Regions from separate parts of the Homo sapiens genome. Here region 2 is linked to region 1. A link is an interaction called in ENCODE POLR2A ChIA-PET data of the cell type or tissue named here. Cell type or tissue: HepG2. All regions are shown on one strand. Links, peaks and the distances in the headings refer to the core of each region. The heading gives the core; the rest is flanking DNA.

Region 1 (2,919 bases), core at 216-2,715:
ACAAAATTAGCCGGGCGTGGTGGTGCATGCCTGTAATAACAGCTACTTGGGAGGCCGAGGCAGGAGAATCGCTTGAACCTGGGAGGTGGAGGTTGTGGTGAGCTGAGATTGTGCCACTGCACTCCAGCCTGGGCAACAAGAGCGAAACTCCATCCCCCCCACAAAATAATAATAATAATAATAATAATAATAATAATAATAATAATAAAGAAATTTTAAAAATCCCAAGTGTGAGAAAGAAATCAATATCAGTCACTCTTTGTGAATTTGCAAATGGGCCAATTTCTACCCCTGAATGATTTCTCTCTTTCTTTTTAATTAAGTGGACATCTGCTACAAATCGGGGTAGACTGAAGTGAAGCTCTTTCCCACACTTGGGAATACCCACCTCATTGAGGCAGTTTCCGTTGTAACCATGAACTAGACAATGACACCCCCATGAAACAATGAGAGGACTGGGAGGAACACTTTCGTTTTTTTTTCTTTTTTTTTTTTTTTGAGCTGGAGTTTTCGCTCTTGTTGCCCAGGCTGGAGTGCAATAGCACGATCTCGGCTCACTGCAACCTCTGCCTCCCGGGTTCAAGCAATTCTCCTGCCTCAGCCTCCCAAGTAGCTGGGATTACAAGCGTGTGTCACCACGCCCGGCTAATTTTTGTATTTTTAGTAGAGACAGGGTTTCAACATGTTGGCCAGGCTGGTCTCAAACTCCTGACCTTGGGTGATCCGCCTGCCTCGGCCTCCCAAAGTGCTGGGATTACAGGTGTGAGCCACTATGCCCAGCCCAGGAGGAACACTTTTTAGCTGTGACATTGATTGCCCAAAAACAAAAAATTGAGGACTGGGATGTTAGTGGCAGTCCTGTTGTGATGGTATCCAGCGCCCTGTGCCAAGACCACCACTGGTTTCTTCTGTTTTCAACCAAGAACCATGACAGAGGCAATCTCCATGTGTTAAACTCTTACGAGAGGTCGGAAATCTCGTCCATGTCTTTCCCTGCTGACTCCTTAGAGTTTTACAATCCCTTAAAAGTCCTGTGTGTTCAATTAATGCTTGCTGATGGACCGTCTCTCAGTTGCCCCAGTCTCCACCTTCTCACCAGATGTGAGATGCAGGGGTTCTGTGTTTTTCTGCACAAAGAGGGCAGCAGTTGGACTACTGAGCCCCAAACCACAAAGAAGCAGGGAGGCTCCTGGCTGACAGGGGCCTTCGGGTCAAAGACAAGAAGGCTGATCTGAAAAGTCACATTACATCCAACAGTGGAAAAACTCTTTGAAATTTAAACATAAAAGGGGCAGAAAAGGCCTTGTACTCTTTACAGAGGAGTGGAAGGGTAAGGAAGAGAGTGAACTTTTACTGTTTGCTCCTCATCAAGAGGCAGCAAAGCCGGGTATTTATATACACACACACACAACATTGACCTCATTTCATCTTCACACTGACCCTGCACTCCCCCGCCACTGAAACTTGAGGGAATTGAGTCTCAGAAACATCCAGTCATTTGTCCAGAGTCACAGAGCTGGTAAATGGCAGAGCTGCACTTTGTACCCAGACCCAGTGATTCCGCTCCCATCCTGTTTCACCACCCAGTGAAGGTTTGGGGCAAGCAGGCAAAGAGGGAGGGAAAAAGGAAGGAAATCAAGCTGAAAAGAGTCTCCCTCCCTTTTGACATCCTGTAATCCCTTTGTATTTCTCTTAGGACTCTGAGTTCATTGTGCTGAACGTTTTCTGTACAAGCCTTCGCTCTGGGACAATCTGAACTCTCTTTAGGGCAGGGACTACTTTTCTGTCCCCTCTGTTTCTCCTGCTGCCTTGTCCCTTGCTTTGAGTTGACCTGACTTATTGGTCCTGGTTCTATCATGTTCTTCTCTTCCCATGATCTCTTCTAAGGTGACCAGATGGCCCTTGCTGAACTACACGTGACTTTCTTTTGTGTTAGTGAAAATGAAGGTTAGGTTGCCATGGCCCAGAGTTACTTGACATTCTCATTGTTGAATCTATTTATACCACAAAGCTTTCAAGTGCCAATAAATTACTTGGCTGTTGATTCACATCTTCGGTATAACTATTTTTATACACTGGTATGATTTTTTTTTTAAACGGAAAGTGCTTTAAAAGTAGGAGCTGTATTGTATCACTGTGATTTTCCTGTAAGTCAAGTACTTTCCAGTCAATCATTCTTGGAATAATGAAATAGTTCTCATTGATACAACATGATGGTTTTAACCTTTTACTGAAAATTATTTTTGTGCCAAAAGGGGTGATGGCATAATTCATCTTCCTTCAATATAATACCCATGTGGCTACTACCCTTTGCCTTCTCACAGTGATTTCCTCTTAAGGAAGAGCTGCTCTTATAGAGTGGGTGTGGCATCTGAAACCCCTGCCTTCCTGAGGTCCTTGACACTTCTGGGTTCTGAGTTCTAGTGGTGCCCATTGAGGAAGCTGGGGAATCAGGGAAGCGCAAGGACAGGAAAACTGGCCCCATGGAATACCTGAGCCTTCTAATGGGGGTGGGAGGGGTGCCGGTGGGGAGGGTTGAGGATTTAGCAGGGCTGGTGAGAGATGACACTCATGAGCAGCTGGCGAGATGACCCCAAGGGGAGAATCTGAGAGGCAGGAGCCCCTGAGGCAGCGCCTGGAGCTGGGTATGGGTCTGGGTGGGCAGCCTCTGCTGCTAGGGCTCGAGGCAATGTTGCCATAGGGAGGCTGGTTTCTTATTTCCCTTCCCCTCCGTTTCAGACAATCCTGTCTGTCCATAGCTGCCTCACTCCTCTCTCCCTCCCATTGTCCCTTGCCTGCCTGGGCCCTTGACTATGGCCATGGGTTAGTTCCTTCACTGAAGGTACCTGACTCATGTCCCTGCTTCTTAAGGCTCTGCTCTCTAATAAACGCTGTGGAGCTGGCATAAATGTGTGACAT
Region 2 (2,919 bases), core at 293-2,792, 80 kb after region 1:
CACTGTCAGAATGGAGGAAGGTGCAGCCACTCAACTAGGAGGCAACTGTCCTGGGCGGAACTCACATCATTCAAGAACTGATATCACTGGACAGCATCATGTGACACAACACGTCGTCAAGAGTGAAGACTCTGTATTACCACAGCAGAGAGACTGGATAACCAGGTATGATGCCACTTATACGCTGATGTGTTTATCTGTGCCAATCATGACTCCCCTTGATCAGGAATAACTCCAACCCCTTTCTCTTAAAGGTTAATTTCTCCAAATTGCTACAGTATTTTGTCACATTCACTCTACTTCATAGTTCCTGCTTTTATCAGTAAGTCACTTTTTGTCTACCCCTGTGGAACATTAAAATTTATGGGGAGTTTAAAAAACAAAAATTGATGCCTGGATTCCCTCCCTGGAGAGGCTGGTTTAACTGACTCTAAAGGGCAACCAGGGTTGAGAATCTCTCTCATCCATATTTCCACAATATTTTATGCTAGCCAGAGTCTTAAAATTCTCCTTTCACTCTTATACTATTAGCTTCTTTGCTGCAGAACTCTTAACCAGCATCTTTACATTTTCTTTTCTTTGAACTGTCTTGTTTAAAATCTTAAGGAGTGTCCAACAGAAAAATGGACAAAGGACCCATGGCTGGCAACTCACAAAAGAAACACAAATAACTAACAAACATCTGGAAAACATTCAACATCTCCTCTTGTAATCAAACATGAAAACATTTAACATCTCTCAACTAGTAATGTGTTCGTTAAAAATCCAGGAAATAGGCCTTTTTCATACACTGTGAGTAGGAGTGTATTTCAGAAGAACTTTTATGAAGGCAAATAGGCAATATATTTCAAAAGTTTAAAAAATGTTATTTCCAGCCAGGTATGGTGTCTCACGTCTGTAATCACTGCACTTTGGGAGGCCAAGGTGGGCAGATAGCTTTAGGTTAGGAGTTCGAGAGCAGCCTGGGCAACATGGCGAGACCTTGTCTCAACCAAAAATAAAATATAAAAATTAGTTGGGCATGGTGGTATGCACCTGTAGTCCCAGCTACTCAGAAGGCTGAGGTGGGAGGATTGATTGAGCCTGGAAGGTCAAGGCTGCAGTGAGCTGCGATCGCAACACTGCATTCCGGCCTGGGTGACAGAACTAGACCTTGACTCAAAATAAAACAAAACAAAAACAAGAATGTTATTTCCTTTGGCCTAGAAATTCCAGCTCTAGGAATTTACCTAAGGAAACAGACATGAGTCCAAAAGATAAGTGTTCAAAGAAGTTCATCATAGCAAACAGAACCAACTTAAAAGTATTTATTTAGGGCACTGAATCAACAAATTTTTGTATCTCTACGTAACAGAGTATTAAATGGCCACAAAAATGCTGGGGCTGAGATTGAGGGTGGCAGAGAAGGTATGAGGTTTACTGAGCTCCTTGCCTGTACAGACACATTTTTCCTCTTGCACAAACGTATACTTAGACATGACAGATATACATACATATGGGGATGCAAAATTGCATAAGAGGACATAAAAGAGGGATTACAAATGGGAGACGAAACAAAAAAAATAGGCTAAACTGAAATAAGAAAAGGAGGCTTGGTGAGTAAGATGCAGAATAGGGACTTTACAAAGAAGATGCAAGAAACTAAAAGGAAAAGCAGTGTTGCTGTTATGGAAAACAATATGGTGGGTCCTCAAAAAAATTAAACATAGAATTACCATATGATCCAGCAATCCCACTTTTGGGTATATACTCAAAAGAACTGAAAACAGGGGCTCAAACAGGTATTTGTATTCCCATGTTAATAGCAGCATTGTTCACAATACCCAAAGGTAGAAGCAACCCAAATGTCCACTGATAGATGAATAAACAAAATGTGTAATGTACATAAATGGAGTATTTTTCAGCCTTAAAAGGAAGAAAATTCTGAAACATGCTACAACATGGATAAACTTTGAAAATATTATGCTAAGTGAAGTAAGCCAGTTACAAAGACTCCACCTATATGAGATACTTTGACTCCAATTATACATATGGTAGACTGTTCCACAGGTTACAGAGGCTCTGTGCATTTTTTCTTTATGCTTAAATTTAGATAATCTCTATTACTATGTCTTCAAGTTCACTTACCCTTTCTTGAGGACGTTATGCTAAGTGAAATAAGTAAGTCACATAACGGCAAACACTGCATAATTCCACTTATATAATGTACCTAAAGTAGTCAAATTCATAGGGATAGAAAGTAGAATAGTAGTTGCCAGGGGCTGAGGGGAGGAGGGGATAGGGAGTTATTGTTTAATAAGAACATCATTTCCATTTAGGAAGATGAAAAAAGTTTTGGAAATGATTAGTGGTGATGTTTGTAAAAAAATGTGGATGTACTTAATGCCAATGAATTGTAAATTAAAAATGGTAAATGTTATATTATGCATATATAATAAAAATTGCAGGTCTGAAAAAAATTCTAAAGGACAATAATACTAAGTACTCTGATATTGATAATTGCAATATTAGCTTTGTTTTCTTTTTCAAGGAAATCGGTCCTTACTAGCACTTTTGAACACTTTGTCTCTTGCAAATCCAGTACATGTCAAACTTCTGAAATGCTACTCAAAACTTCACAATAACACAATGTGTTAGTACTTGAGAGCCAAAAGGTAAAAACTTTAATCCTGGCTCCAATCTTAATTAGGTATTAGCTGGGGGAAAATCAGTTAATTCTTTCTAGACTTGTGCTTCCTATATTTAACATGAACAGGGTGGTCATTTCAACACAAAAATGAACTCAAGTTTCTTTGCTACTCTGATATTCTCTAGTTCCACAGTCTCTAAGTCCCCGACAACACTTTACACATTATAAATATCTTTGTTACATGGGTGGTTGAGCTTTGTGTAGTTTTTTTTTTTCCCCTAAGAATGCTG

What was found. ChIA-PET counts read pairs that join two places held together with the same protein. Peaks named below come from ENCODE experiments on the same cell type or tissue, not always from the same donor. Only the 100,000 strongest peaks of a DNase experiment are listed, where the experiment ranks them.
Region 2: POLR2A ChIA-PET joins it to region 1 with 5 read pairs; 5 of 35 experiments call an interaction of 5 or more read pairs at or near these places.

What each region holds. Positions count from the first base shown.
Region 1 is chr2:27,794,142-27,797,060 of GRCh38, forward strand. The region is part of intron 7 of RBKS (ribokinase); the gene reads right to left. Among named protein-coding and RNA genes, the nearest start is that of MRPL33, 24 kb to the left of the region's middle. In HepG2, for the core only: no CTCF peak of the experiment used is centred there; a DNase peak (open chromatin) is centred at 1,550.
Region 2 is chr2:27,874,393-27,877,311 of GRCh38, forward strand. The region is part of intron 1 of RBKS (ribokinase); the gene reads right to left. Among named protein-coding and RNA genes, the nearest start is that of RBKS, 15 kb to the right of the region's middle. In HepG2, for the core only: no CTCF peak of the experiment used is centred there; a DNase peak (open chromatin) is centred at 1,259.